Linked DNA regions of Homo sapiens: region 2 is linked to region 1. A link is an interaction called in ENCODE POLR2A ChIA-PET data of the cell type or tissue named here. Cell type or tissue: MCF 10A. All regions are shown on one strand.

Region 1 (8,000 bases):
GGTATTTTATTCTCTTTGAAGCAATTGTGAATGGGAGTTCATTCATGATTTGGCTCTCTGTTTGTCTGTTACTGGTTTGGAGGAATGCTTGTGATTTTTGCACAACTGATTTTGTATCCTGAGACTTTGCTAAAGTTGCTTATCAGCTTAAGGAGATTTTGGGCCGAGACAATGGGGTTTTCTAAATATGCAATCATGTCATCTGCATACAGGGACAATTTGACTTCCTCCTTTTCTAATTGAATACCCTTTTTTTTTTCTCTTGCCTGACAGCCCTGGCCAGAACTTCCAACATTAAGTTGAATAGGAGTGGTGAGAGAGGGCATCCCTGTCTTGTGCCAGTTCTCAAAGGGAATGCTTCCAGTTTTTGTCCATTCAGTATGATATTGGCTGTGGGTTTGTCATAAATAGCTCTTATTATTTTGAGATACGTCCCATCAATACCTAGTTTATTGAGAGTTTTTAGCATGAAGCGTTGTTGAATTTTGTCAAAGGCCTTTTCTGCATCTATTGAGATAATCATGTGTTTTTTGTCTTTGGTTCTGTTTCTATGGTGGATTAAGTTTATTGATGTGTGTATGTTGAACCAGCCTTGCATCCCAGGGATGAAGCCAACTTGATCATGGTGGATAAGCTTTTTGATGTGCTGCTGGATTTGGTTTGCCAATATTTCATTGAGGATTTTTGTGTCGATGTTCATCAGGGATATTGGCCTAAATTCTCTTTTTTTGTTGTGTCTCAACCAGGCTTTGGTATCAGGATGATGCTGGCCTCATAAAATGAGTTAGGGAGGATTCCCTCTTTTTCTATTGATTGGAATAGTTTCAGAAGGAATGGTACCAGCTCCTCTTTGTACCTCTGGGAGAATTTGGCTGTGAATCTGTCTGGTCATGGGCTTTTTTCGGTTAGTGGGCTCTTAATTATTGCCTCAATTTCAGAGCCTATTATTGGTCTATTCAGGGGTTCAACTTCTTCCTGATTTAGCCGTGGGAGGGTGTATGTGTCCAGGAATTTATCCATTTCTTCTAGATTTTCTAGTTTATTTGCATAGAGGTGTTTATATTATTCTCTGATGGTAGTTTGTATCTCTGTGGAATTGGTGGTGATATCCCCTTTATCATTTTTTATTCCATCTATTTGATTCTTCTCTCTTCTTTATTAGTCTTATTAGTGGTCTATCAATTTTTTTGATCTTTTCAAAAAACCAGCTCCTGGATTCATTGATTTTTTTGGAGGGTTTTTTTGTGTCTCTATCTCCTTCAGTTCTGCTCTGATCTTAGTTATGTCTTGCCTTCTGCTAGCTTTTGAATGTGTTTGCTCTTGATTCTCTAGTTCTTTTAATTGTGATGTTAGGGTGTCAATTTTAGATGTTTCCTGCTTTCTCTTGTGGGCATTTAGTGCTATAAATTTCCCGCTACACACTGCTTTAAATGTGTCCCAGAGATTCTGGTATATTGTGTCTTTGTGTAAAAGAACAGAAATTATAACAAACTATCTCTCAGACCACAGTGCAATTAAACTAGAACTCAGGATTAAGATGCTCACTCAAAACCACTCAACTACATGGAAACTGAACAACCTGCTCCTGAATAACTACTGGGTACATAATGAAATGAAGACAGAAATAAAGATGTTCTTTGAAACCAGTGAGAACAAAGACACAACATACCAGAATCTCTGGGGTCCCTTTTAAAAGGCCACTAATCCCATTCTTGAGTATTCCATTATCATGACCTAATCACCTCCCAAAGACCCCTCCACCTAATACCATCCCATTGGAAATTAGAATTACAGCATATGAATTTGGTGGGTGACACAGACATTCAGACCGTAACAGCTACCGAAATCCAAAGTGGGGAGAGAGAAAGCTATGAGAAGAGTACATCTGAAGATACTTGGAAAAAGTGGTTTCTTTGGTGGATTCAATAAGGTAATGAGTATATGTAAAGGGAAAGGAAGATCATGAAGGCTGGGTAAAATGTAAAACAAAAGCATACATGTACAGATGTATGCAGGGTACTCTGGGGGCAGTGAATAGCTTGCTTTGTTGATGGTACATGTTTCTTATAGAAGAGTCATGAGAACTAAGTTTGAAAGGGCAGAGTGGGGTCATATAATAGAAGTCTTTAGGGATCAGGCTAATATTTGGTCTAAAGGTGAACACAGTTGGAAGCCTATTTAAGCAAGGCAATACAATAAGTAAAGGAGCTTAAGAAGAATTGTCTGTCACTGATGTAGCAAATGGAAAACTTTTTTCACTTACTGGACTGTGATGTTTGAGTTGAAATTAGGCTTCAAAAGAAAGGTGAACAATTGTGTTCTCACACGAAAAGTGGGAAGAATAGGGTGAATATGTATACAGTTTACCGAATCTGAGACCCCCATAATAATGATGAATAGTAATATGAAAATTTGTAACTGTTCAAGTTTGATTAAAGCATAGATAAGAGTCGAAAATAATTTAAGCAACAGAATCACCCAACCTATGTTTACTTCAAAACAAGTAAAGCTTTGAATTTCAAAACCATAGCCAAAATGTTAGTTTAAAAATGCAGCCTATTTAACTCATCCATCACATTCAATTATTTCAAAATATAATATTTTAAATGTTAATTTTGATGATAAAAATCCCATTTAATGAATTGAGCTGTCTCCTAGAAAATCTTTTATTAAGCCAATCACATTCTATAACTATCAGAAAGACTTGGGAATGCTAATAAGAAAAGGAATGTTTTAATGAAATGAAACATCCTAACACAAAGCTACCCAGATTGAGCTACTTAAGAGTCTCAATGGAGAAATGCTAAATGTTATCAAAGGTCTCTCCAAAGCCAGAGCCCTAAGGGCATAACAAACTCCTCCAAGAATTATGTTCTAAATTAGCTAGTGTTCCCCTAGATTGGTTATTAAAACCTTATAACCATATCTTGGAATTAAAAACCATTCATATTACACACTCTGTCAATATTTTATGCATTATATTAAGAAGGAGGAACTTCTAAAATTTAAATTCCTCATTGGCTCTGTCTCCAAAAACACCACTTGGGAAAGTATGACTCAGATTCTCACCTGGCAGGTAGAATACAAAATGTTCTCTTTTCACTCACGCAGACAGCCTGGACTCATGCCAGGAAGATTCTCTCTGGCTAATGTGTGAACATTCATTGATAATATTTTAAACACACACCTTTGTATTAAGAGATGATTGATTTTTTTCTTCTAGATTTAGTGAAAATGGTACTTACTTAGGTTAATCTTACTTAAATGACTTCCTTCAACTTGAAAACTTTGATGTGAAAGTTGTCTGAACTGCCAATGATTGCATCCCAAAGGAAAGCTAAAGATGAAAAATAATGACACATGGAATATTCCAAAGGTAAAAGAGCCTGCCTATTATTGAAAAGAACTCTCAAGGGAATTTATTAATATTCTTCTGAACGCTCCCCTCAAAGTGTTTAATTATTACACACATGTGAATTGAAAGAATGATGATGCTTTTTTCTTTTTACACCCTGTCCCCTCTCCCCTCTGAAGTGGTTACACCAGAGTCAAGGAGAGTACTATTCACCTAGCATTAGCAATTAATGCAGCTATAATAAAAGGCTAGCTTAAGCCTACAAAACAATCTGCTGTAGAAGGAGGGGATGAGAGAGAGGTTGGGAACCTTTTTTTGGTCTGGCCATGACAATCACAAATTGTGAGTGTGCATGAAAGTATGTTGTGTACTGTCTCTGCTGGTGGAGATTCTTCTCCATTTCCCCTTTCCTCCAACATAAATGGGTTTATGTGAGCTCATCATCCAATTCTAGAGTATGATTTCAAGCTCAGTCATCAATGCTAGACTTCAAAGTTTAGAACTACCTGAAACTGAATGTATTAACTCAAAAATAGATGTGGCATATATTACAGGACAAAATGAGATGATGATTTTGTACAGGGACTTCACCAAATATTTTGTTTTCAATAGCCATTGACTTTTTTAAGAGTGGTTATGTCATTATTTTGTTCATTGTTGTAATGGAACTTTACAAGTACCAGTTGGTCTCAAGGGACTCTTTAGGTGCTGTGAAATTAAGAGCAAGTTCCAAAAAGAAAAATTTTCAGATAGAAGTTGAGAAGTTCAGATAGAAGTCATTTACCCATTAATAGAGAGATGAAAGTTAATTCAATTTTTTTTTCTTGACTTGTTTTGACTTCTTTAACACTGTGGGAGATTCCTCATAAGCTTAGACAAGCATGGCTCTCAGCAATGCTACCCAAAAGATTAGTGATATCCACAATGCTCTAAGAAAGGAATTTCACGCCACTGAAGTTTCAATCTCTATACTTGCATGTCGTGTGTAATAAGGAGCATCATAGTATTCTGTGCATCAGATACGTGTGAGATGGCTGAAGAAAGCGAATAAGACCACTGCGGCAGTTATGAAGCTAGAAATAGAAGAAAGAAGATAAAACTTTCCAGAAGAGTATAGGCACATATAATTCCTTCAAAAAACAGCCAACTATTAAATCAGAGAATAAAATAAATATTCTGTTAAATTAAAATGTGTATAGCTTTTTTAAACAATCAACAGCTGACACACACTGAATCCTTTATTTGGGAAGCATCAGAAAAAAAAATATGTCCTGGTAATATCTATTCCAACAAACCACTTCAGCTTTTCACCCTCCTGAGGTATTATAATTATTCCCTGTACACATTGCCTTTAGCCTGTCAAGAAAAAGTGTCTAATATCCTCATTTTAAAAGATTTACGTCATTGCTCTTGCTCCCCAGGATGCTGTCATTTTCATGCATCCATTGTTAAGTGAACACTGTGCCCTCATTTTCCTTTTCAAAGGAAGACTGAACCGGCATTATTAGTATTTTAAATCTATTTTTTGAAAGGGAAAAAGATACCAAAAATCAACCAAATATTTCCCTGTGTTATTAAAAATCACTAGGTCGTCTTTAAATTTCCTGCCTTTATATGCTTCTTTCATGTAAGAAACTTGAGACATATTTTCACTTGGCTTTTACCCAAAGAGAACTTGAGTTGGCTCAAACTTGAACAGGCGAACTGTGGTTTCTTAAAAAAAAAATCTTTTTTCTAACACTTTTTAAAAAAGCATTAATTCAACTTACTATTAAAAAAAACAGGTGAAAGTAGTATGTGGCTTTCTTTACCTTATACATAGAAAAGGACTAAGACTAAAAAATTTATTCACAATCACACAAGCAGCCTAAGTGAATTAATAAAATCAAAAGATATTCTGAGTTGAATAAAAAATGGTCACGAGAAATGTGAAACCAAAAGATGAATTTATATGGCAGACAAGTTGATTTCATCCAGTTTGCCACAAACAATTTGGTGTTAGCCAGTTGTCATACAAATGGGTACTTCAAGACACCAGGAGCCTCTGAGTGAGAATGATGATGACTTAAAAACTCTTCAATATCACTGGGAAAACTCGAAGCACACATCTTACTAGGTCATTAGTTTTAACTATACATGGAGGTTTCTACTCAACATCACCTATGAAAGATTCAAGATCACTGATCCAATTATCTTTTTGATTCAACAACATATTCTTCATTGGAAACCACACCTAATAAAAAATACATGTTTTGTTAGACTTGATATAACCAGTTATTTAAATGCAAATTCCATTTATTTCTATATGCCACATATACAAAGGAGTTTCTAATATTAGCTAACAGAGGATAAACAATAAACATAACAGTTAATTTGCTCTAAAATTGCTGTAGCTTAAGTCTGTGGTTTAACTTATTGAGACAACTTTTATTTTTGTTATTCTCAGTATTCCCTTTGGGAGCTAGCTAAGAAACATGCAGCTTTTTCAATCTTGTATTTATAAATAAAGGGTTTTGTTACCAAGTATTAAATATATTCCTATTCAAATCTGCTTTAAAAATATGTTTAAAAATAGATCTCCTGAAAGAAAAATCACCTTTCTAAAACATATTACATATTCATAGTATATGACTTTTTTGTATGTTCAGACAGAAATTCCTGCCTAGAGGATATGTTCTCTAAAATTCAATATGAGACAGTGTTGGGTAATGAAAACAGGCACTGGATTCACCCTGAAAACAGGCACTGGATTCACCCAAACCTGGGTTTGAACCCTAGCTTTGTCACTTATTACTGCTGTGACTTTTGGCAATTTAACCTTCTTCAGTCTCATCATATAAAAATGAAGATAATAATCTCTATCTTGTCAGGTTCTTGTGAACATTACTATAGCACCTATTACAAGGTTTGGTCATAGGCAGTGCAGCATAGCAATTAAGAGCACAAAGTCTAGAGCCTGACTGCCTGGGTTCAAACCTCAGCGTTGTAATGTATAAGTTTTCACCTTGGGCAAGTTACCTAAATTCTCTTTGCTTTTGTTTCCCCATTTGTTAAATGGGAAAAAATATAGTATCTACCTCATAGAGCTACTATAAGGAATGTTGAATAGTAGTACATGTTGATTATTAAATAATAGACTTGGCATAGAATACATACAATGCAAATATTAGGTGCAATTATATAACAGTCTAACAAATAATAGCTATTCTGATGATGCTGCTGCAGAAGAGGTAGAATGTGACCATGAGAAACTCATCAAATGGCTCCATTCCAAAAGAGCAAGGATGACAGGAAACAACTGCATTGCTATGACAACATCGAAAATAGCTTTCTCCATTACAGTTATCTCTAGTCTCCAGAACCTGAAGAATGTTTTCAAAGCAGTCATAATTCTGCACATGCTTTGAAATTGCCCCTTTCCTATAACCAATGGCCAAATAGAAAATTTTGAAACTTCTTGATTCCTTATTCAGACTATATCTTAACCTTTTAATACCGTTCTTTGTTAATTTCTACACTTGATCTCAGCCAAAAGGCCGAGATGTGATCTTTGTTCATTTCTTTATTTTTGCTTATTCATTTCTTTATTTTTCCTGCATACATCCTTCTCCCCAATCAGATTATCGGTTTCTTGGATGGCAAGGATTTGGTAACTTCATTTGTTCCAAGCCATGAAAAGTGTTGTTAAATATATACGTTATCAAATCTAGACACTTAATAACCTTATGGCTAATATTTTGTATTCCTGTATGAGACACATACTTTTATGACTAATATCAATATGGAATAAATCAATGCTTTATCTAGTGCTTTAATTCAATTTTATGGGAGTTAGCCTGGAGGATATTTTAATCATCTGTGCTTAAACTTTGCTTGGCTTTTACACAAATAATATTAAGCACTATAACTATTCCCAAATTATAAAAAGCTGTAGTCTTCTTGTACAGCCAGAAATTCACATAAAACATCAGGAACTTTTACTTAATTTTACAACTAAGATATACAAGATAGATAAGATACTGTTGTTTCAGTATTAACTAGAAAATAGAAATAATGAATAATTTTTTATCAAAGATAAATTTCTTCTAGTATATCTTTGATAAGTGTTTCATTCACTTTTTATTTGTTTTCTTCTTCAGGGTTTATCTGTTAGCTGAAGGATGGCTCTTTTATTTATCGTTTTGATCTTATCATTTTCATTTTTTTGCATAAGAATATACATTTGGGGAACTTTTCCCAATTTCCTTTACATCACTGATTTGACTTTCTCAGCATCAATTCTGCATTTACTTGACTACAAATTGGGTTTTAATTTAGTTATTACATTGTAATAACCTGTTTAATGTTTTATTTCTCTGCACATGTTGCCATGAACTGAACACGTTGATTTTTAGAATTCAAAATACTAATATGATTTGTAGCTCTTTAAAAAGTGATTTTATCTAATTTAGCCTTACAACAGCCTCTCAGGTTATTGAACTAATCATTATTATCTTCATTTTAAAGAAGAAAAGAATCTTAGGTAAATAACTGGCTGGCTACAAAGATACAAGTTGCATAGGTCATCTCTATATCTCTAAGCAGCTGCTATTGTAGTTCCCCATCAATAGCCTGGTGTGTCTTAGAAAGTCTCTGGGAGAGTATC
Region 2 (8,000 bases), 84 kb after region 1:
GTGTTGGTTACACAGGTGTGTTCAATTTGCTATGTGTGTCTCCTGTGTGTGTGTGTAATACTTCAATAAAAAGTTAAGAAACAACTATGTCTGATGTTCAAATTCTTCTGAAAATAATACTGCTGCTTTTTTTTTTTTTTTTTTTTTTTTTGAGATGGAGTCCCACTCTGTCACCCAGGCTGGAGTGCAGGTGCGATCTGGGCTCACTGCAATCTTCGCCTCCTGGGTTCAAGCGATTCTCCTACCTCAGCCTCCTGAGCAGCTGGGACTGCAGGCATGTGCCACCATGCCCAGCTAATTTTTGTATTTTTAGTAGTGACAGGGTTTCACTATATCATCCAGGCTGGTCTGGAACTCCTGACATCATGATCCACCTGCCTCGGCCTCTTAAAGAGCTGGATTACAAGCGTGAGCCACCATGCCCAGCCAGCACTGCTGCATTTTAAGGAAAGAGTCTTAGCCTAGCATAATATGCACTTTGCATTTTATAACACAATTGGAATAATGGGTGTATCAGTCAGGGTTCCACCAGAGAAACAGAACGAGTGGGATATATATCTTAAGAGATTTACTTCAAAGAATTGTCTCATGTGATTGTGGGGTCTGGCTAGGCAACGTTTGACATTTGTAGGGCAGGGCAGCAGGCTGGCAACTCCTGGATGGGAGCTGATACTGCAGGCCACAGCTGGAATTCTTCAGGGAACCCTCAGTTTTGCTCTTAGGGTCCTTCAACTCAGTGGGTGGAACCTATATGATTGAGGGTAGTCTCCTTTACTTAAAGTCAATGGATGGCAGATGTTAGCCACATCTACAAAGCATCTTTGCAGCAACAGCTAGATTATTGTTTGAGTACTATTGCCCAGCTGTATTTGACACATAAAACTACCTATCATAAAGGATTATGTGAGGACTATGTGTTCTTGTGGAAACTCATTCTTCATTTTGTCAAGGCTAAGTTGTCTCATTGGAAGTTTTGAAAGGAGTACATGAAATAGCAAATTATGGATGAGAGGAAACTTTTTCTTTTCCTCATGTGCACAAACTCAGTACTTTCTAAGCATCCCCCAGCATGACCTTGAGGAAGAAATTCTTCATCCTTATTGTCTTCTCAAAAATAATTATATTTAGAAAGGCTGAAGAAATCTGTTCAATCGTTTGGAGTGATAATAACATTCCAACAGCAAAAGCGGGTTTTTTTACCAGCATCAAAATTTGCCAGAATTTATGTGTATGCAAAAAATTAGAGTTTGAATTTTAAAATTTCCAACTTGGCACATGTATTTCTCCAGTGAGGCATGTGGGTTTTACAAGTTTTCAGGGGCAGGGATGGGGGAGGAGGACTTCACTTGGAACTGAGAAACCAATAAGAAAAAAACTGAAGTTTCTGTTTAGGTTACCAACATATGAGGACATAGTGGTATCACCCTTCTCCTCCTCCACTTCCTCCTCCTCCTCTTGGTTTTCCAAGATCAACCCGAAGCAACAGGAGGGGATGCTCCTGTTCATTTGGGATCATTGTTTACAGCCCCATCCATCGTGCATTCCTTCCCCAAATTCCTGCAATGTCAAGGGTACCAGCCAAACAGCACCTATTTCTTTTCATTGTTTATCAGCTTAATACTTTAATAACAATTCTGTCTGAGTTGATAATAATAACAATAACTTATAAGTACCGAGTACTTGCTATATGCCAGGAACTGTTTCTCAACACTTTATATATTTACTCATATAATCCTCTCAACAACCATGAAATAAGTATAATTATTTCCCCTTGTCTTTTAATTAGAAAAATCGAGGCACACAGAAGGAAGGTAATACGTTTCAGATCACAGGTTACTTAAGTGGCTGGGCCGGGATTGAAACCCAGGCAGCCTGACTCCAGACACAGGCTCTAAACCACTAGACTAATCCCCCGGAACCCTTAGGAATGTACTTGATACCCAGACACAAGCTAAAAAGTTGTTATTCTCAAAACCATTCAACTGTTAAAATAGCTTCCATTTTTTTCACCAACAAAGTTAAAATAGAATCTCTGTAAGATATTAACACACCCCAAAATTTAAACTTGACAATGAAATCCACCCAAACTAAGGCACTGAATGGACACTAGCTAATAATATCTACCAATCAGATTTGGGGCCGACTTGTTTTGAGTTTTGAATGTGTAGGGCTTCATGTGACAAGGACAATTTACAATGTTTAAGTCTTTTATTTGGATTTTTGCCTGAAGGGAATTACCTAGGATTGCCACTGGGTAAATAATTACCAGTTTCTTTATTCCAAAATCCTTTGAGACAAATAGGTAGGGTTTTTTTTTTCCTAATCCATTAATTTTTATTGGTTGACAAAAAGCTTTAGGATAAGATTCTGTAGAAAAGAATTCACAGCTTGTTTCTTGGTAAAATTCCATTTTCTCCAATATTTTGTCTCTAGCCCAACAAAAAGAGCAGTGATAATATCTTTTCAGAGGCAAAATTGGTGTGGATTTTTTTTTTCCTCTTAGCAAAACTTTAGACTCTGAAGAAGTATTTTGGTATGCTTATTTAAAGAACAGGCTAGATTTACTGCCAAATAGCTCTTCATGAAAGACATATGTAAATACAGCAGAGTAAACGAGATAATTCTATTTCATTTGAAAAACACTTTCTTAATTATGTGAACTTGTTTGAAAGAAAATGAAATGCTCTGTATTCAGTTCTGTAAGAAGTTTGGCTGTGATATTTATGATGAAATCATAGCCAGGAGTTGAAAATTATATTAATATTGAATGCAAAACTATTTTCTTTTCTCTCTTCTTGTATTTTTAATAAAGGAAAATGCTAATTAAAAAATTGATTGCAAAAAATATCCTCTCTGGCACTAAGTACTGCCATTTAGCTTTATTTTATTTGTAATGTGTCAGAATTTACATTTACAATGTTCTAGAAGCCAAATTATTATATGAAAAAAATTGAATTAAACATACTTTTACTCAAAGGTGACATTAAATGCACAAAAGGCTAGTCTTATTTATATCATAGGGTAGTATATCAGAAAATTTTTGCCCCAAATTTGCAGTTGCCAACAAATATCTAATATTTTGTTTCTCATCATTTCAGATACAAAAGCAGCATATGGAAGCAATTTTATATCAGCTATCTAGTTCACATCTTAAGACCCTGTGAAATAATTGAGAGATGATATTATCTATCATTTACGAACAGGGAATCTAGGAACCAAATGACTAAGTGCCTTGCCCCAATCTTGCTGTTAATGAGTACAATCCGATCAAAGATATTAATTTCCTGTCTTCCAAAGCTAAGCTCTTCTCACTCCAGTGTGCTGCCAACTCAACCCTGATTTAAATACTGATCTTGGTAGTTAATTTTCCCCTTTCATTGCGCTTAACAACAGCATATCATAACCCAAATAGTGTAAATCGGCAGTGCATGCTCACTAAAAATGTAGCTTATTTTGTCCTTGGAAACATTTTTGTTCCACTAAAGTTAAAATTATCATTGCCTACATTGAAAATCATCTACACAAAATTACTAATGAAATCCCAAAATTGAACTCATGATGTTTGCTCCATACCCCAGCCTGGACAAACCAGTCTATCACACTCTTTGACTCTGTAACTTTTACCAAATGTGTAAGAATCAACCTAAATTTTTCCCTTTCCCTTGCCCTCTATTCCAATCTCAAAGTCTTTTTCATTTTTCCTCCTAAGTATTTCTGGACTCTGTATGCACCTCCACTTTACAGATGTGGCTTTATTAGGTCAGGCTGTTATCTTTTTCTTGCCTAGAAGATTGCAATGACTTCCTATGTGGTCTCCCCACCTGGAGCCTCTCCCTAGTCCAATAACATTCTCGTCAAAGAGATCTTTCTGTCCCATCACGTCACAAACCTGCTTTAAACATTTCAATACCTCCATCAGGATAAAGTTAAACTCCACAGTCAGGTATATATAGAGACAAATCTCCTGACCTTCTCCTCAGCCTCAACTCCTCCCATCCTTCTATATATACCCATCTATACACAGCACATTCAATCTTCTAGCAGCCCCCGGGCCCACAATGGCCCTCCCACCCATTGGCCTATACACATGTGCTCTCTTCTGAGAACACTGTCCCCACTCTGACACCACAGAAAGAGGTGCAAAATTGCAACAGTAACACCAAATAGCATGGCAGGATAATAATTTTGAATATTAATCCATGTACGCATCAAATGTCCTCACTAGCACCCAAGAGAATCTATTCATCTCCCTTTCACATCAGGCCTGCCTGCATTTCTTCTATTCATAACAACAATTTCAGTAACATATAACAATTGTCAGATTTAAGTGGTACAGGGGAATATAAGGCCAGCACTAAGAGGGACAGAGACGATAAGAACTTTAAGAGCAGTTCAGGGCATTGAGGTGCACTATTTATATTTTTTTCTTTTTAAAATTCCAACTTTTATTTTACATTTAAGGAGTACATGTGCAGGCTTGTTACATGGGTATATTTCATGACGTTAAGGTTTGGGGTACCATTGATCCTGTCACCAAGGTAATGATGCATAGTACCCAATAATTAGTTTCTCAACCCTTTTCCCACTCCTCTTCCTCCTCCCTCTAGTGGTCCCCAGTATCTATTATTGCCTATATGCACTGTTTCTAACACAGGAAGAAATATAAAATGCCTCAAGTTATTCAGGAAAAAATTATCCTCCTTAAGCACGGTATAAACAGTAGGAGATTATAGTTCAGCAGAGCTGATGCTACCTGAATTACCACAATCCAAAATCAGGCTAATACTTTTACACATCATCCAAATACTAGCTTAAGATCTAACAAGAGACATTTAATCACAAATAACTAAATGGTTTAATGACAAACATTGGGCTTGAATCAATCTCTTTCATTCAAGAATGGGTAAATATAAGGCTGGGCGCAGTGGCTCATGCCTGTAATCCCAGGACTCTGAAAGCCCAAGGCAGGCAAATCACCTGAGGTCAGGAATTTGAGAGCAGCCTGGCCAACACGGTGAAACCCCATCTCTACTAAAAATACAAAACTCGGCCAAGTGCATTGTTGCGCACCTATGGTCCTAGCTACTCAGGAGGCTGAGGCAGGATAATCACTTGAACCCAGGAGGCCGAGGGTGCAATGAGCCGAGATTGCACCGCTGCACTCCAATGTGGGTGACAGAGCAAGATTCCAACTCAAAAAAAAAAAAGAATGGGTAAATATGAATTAATAATAATAATAGAAAACTTCAATGGATTCTACACAGGAAAGAAGAAAAAATACACTCACAGGGCAGAAAACTTACAGGTATAAGGAAGCATTGCTTCATGTTATCAGAAATTTCCTGAAAGCATGCACTCTATTAAATAAGAGAAACAAGTGAAATGATACCACATCAACTGAAATAAAACTGAGCACATCTCAAAAGTACAGAGAGAGAAGATCCAGGGATAAGCCTTGAGTTGCATGAAGTAAGGGAATCATGTGGGGAAATTAGCAGTTCCAAAAAAGAATTAAAATCCACATCAAAATCAGTATGGAGGAAATGAAAAGTACAGAAAAATCAAATCAGCAATGAGGTGCACAAATCTGCAAAGATAACTCCGAATGCAATGAATCAAAAATGAAAATGCCAAGGAAAAAAATTAAAACAAGAAAAAAATATATATGTAATTGTAGAATATCGTTTGAAACTGAGGTGCAAGCACACTAAACGTGTGGTAATGCAATCACTCTAAGTGCTGCAGGAAATTTTAACGAAAAGATGCCAATTATCTAAACTCTCTTGTAGGTTTTGCATTACAAAAACAACAGGTATACAAACAGAAAAAATATGCTCAAAAATAATTTGGAAAGTCTCAGATGTATATTCAGGGACAGAAAATGTCAAAAATAATGATCTAATTAATAATTGTATATGTATCAAAATAGTCATTTTACAGGGGTGTAACAAAATAATAATCCAAGATAGGCAATAGATAAGACACAAAAACATGCTCCTCCATGATAAGATAAATGGTATACTAGAGCCATTGGAGTAATGAACCAAAATTAAGAATTATACTAAAAAGTGACATGTACAGATATTAAGGGAAAAGTTTTATATCACCCCAAAATCTATACCCAGCTAAGATATGAATTTGTATACTAGCAATAGACAAGAGCTTTAGATATACATACAAGTGTGTATTTATGTTTATGTGTATGTCTGTGCAGGACCTAATTAAGAAAATTATTGATGGATCCTTTGCAAAATAAAACATTCTTCTAAGTCTAATGTGAGTCCGCTAAGAAAAGATCAAAATCTAGAGTCTTTTACCTCTAGAATGCAGAATATGATATCTATTGTGGCAAGATAGTGCCTTGAAACTACTTAAACATAATTAAAACTAAATAACTATTCCTGATATAGTTATGGAGATGAATACATATGCCATAAATAAATGTTTGAAATGGGAATATAATACCAATTCAAAACAATTTATAGCTATATCCCAAAAATAAGTGTTCAGGTTAAGTAGTTTTGACAAATAGAGCTATTTTAGAAAATTGCATTGCTCAAAAACAATGTTATCACGAACCAAATAAAAAAGTCAAATTAAGAACTGAATATATTGTATAAAATGTTTTTAAAATCTTCACTGATCAAAACAGTGTAGAGGCATAGAATTAAATCAAACAGGAAAGGGTGTCTGTGTCTGCAAACAGACCAAATGCTAACACACATAAGAATTCAGTATGGGATAAAAATGATGCTTCAAAGTAGTGGAGAAAAAACAATTCATTTAATAAATGGAATTGGGAAAAGCAATCTATTATTCGGGTGAAAAATTGAATTGCTATCCTCAAACCATATCCCCAATCACATTGCAGATTGGCTAAGAATTTATATTAAAGTAATAAAACAAGATGTTTATTATTATAGGGGAATATTTACATAAATTTAGCATACATACAAGTTTTCTAGGCATGCCATCAACTCATACAGGCAAAAAAAAATAAGGAAAATACGGATATATTTATTATACATATATTTAAAACATAGTTTTTGTAACTAAAGCTATATTAAAAACTGAAAAAACATTTTAAACATAAATGCCAAGTAAATGTTTAATATTCAAAAATTCTTAGAAATCAATACAAAGACAAAAAGACAAAAATTTCAATTTAAAAATGGCAAAATTATAAAAAACCTATAAAAGCATATGATTTCACTATTAATGAAGTGTACATTTAGAAAATAAGGAAACAACATTTTTCACCTAACAAATTGGCAAAGATTGTATTTATTTGTAATACCTAAGTTTAGCAATGGTGTGAAGAAATTGGCTTTTTATACATTGTTGGTAAAATTATAAATAAATTCATCTTTTTCTGGGTAACAAGTTTGCTCCAGCTCCTTATGAATATGTGCCTACTTAGACCCAGCAATTTCATGTGTAACAATTTATCCTGAAATTATCATGGAAATGCACAGGTACATATCTATAAAAATAATATAAAGCGATCTAACACTCACCCATTAGATACTCTTTAGAACTTGAAATACCAGTGCCCTGTAGCGATATTTACTGTTTATCAATGCTATCACCAAATATTTGTGTTCCCCCTAAAATTCATATGTTGAAGTCTAATGTCCAATGTAATGGTATTTGGAGGTGGGACCTGTGGGAAGTAGGTCATGAGGGTGGAGCCCTCATGAATGGGATTAGTGCCCTTAAAAGAAGAGACATGAGGTGGTGCATGATGGCTTATGCCTGTAATCACAACACTTTGGGAAGCTGAGGCAAGAGGATTACTTAAGCCCAAGAATTTGAGACCCAGTCTGGGCAACATAGGGAGACCCCGTCTGGGCAACATAGGGAGACCCCATCTCTACAAAAACTTTTAAAAATTAGCTGGGCGTGTTGGTATGCAACTGTCATCGCAGCTACTTGGGAGGCTGAGGTGAGAGGACTGCTTGAGCCCAGGAGATTGAGGCTGCAGTGAGCTATGATCACTC

What was found. ChIA-PET counts read pairs that join two places held together with the same protein. Peaks named below come from ENCODE experiments on the same cell type or tissue, not always from the same donor. Only the 100,000 strongest peaks of a DNase experiment are listed, where the experiment ranks them.
Region 2: POLR2A ChIA-PET joins it to region 1 with 5 read pairs; 2 of 35 experiments call an interaction of 5 or more read pairs at or near these places.

What each region holds. Positions count from the first base shown.
Region 1 is chr4:148,809,316-148,817,315 of GRCh38, reverse strand. The region is part of intron 2 of LOC107986195 (a long non-coding RNA gene); the gene reads right to left. All of the region lies in intron 6 of LOC105377481 (a long non-coding RNA gene), which reads left to right. Among named protein-coding and RNA genes, the nearest start is that of LINC02430, 340 kb to the left of the region's middle. In MCF 10A, no CTCF peak of the experiment used is centred here; a DNase peak (open chromatin) is centred at 3,095.
Region 2 is chr4:148,724,845-148,732,844 of GRCh38, reverse strand. The region is part of intron 2 of LOC107986195 (a long non-coding RNA gene); the gene reads right to left. Among named protein-coding and RNA genes, the nearest start is that of NR3C2, 290 kb to the right of the region's middle. In MCF 10A, no CTCF peak of the experiment used is centred here; no DNase peak of the experiment used is centred here.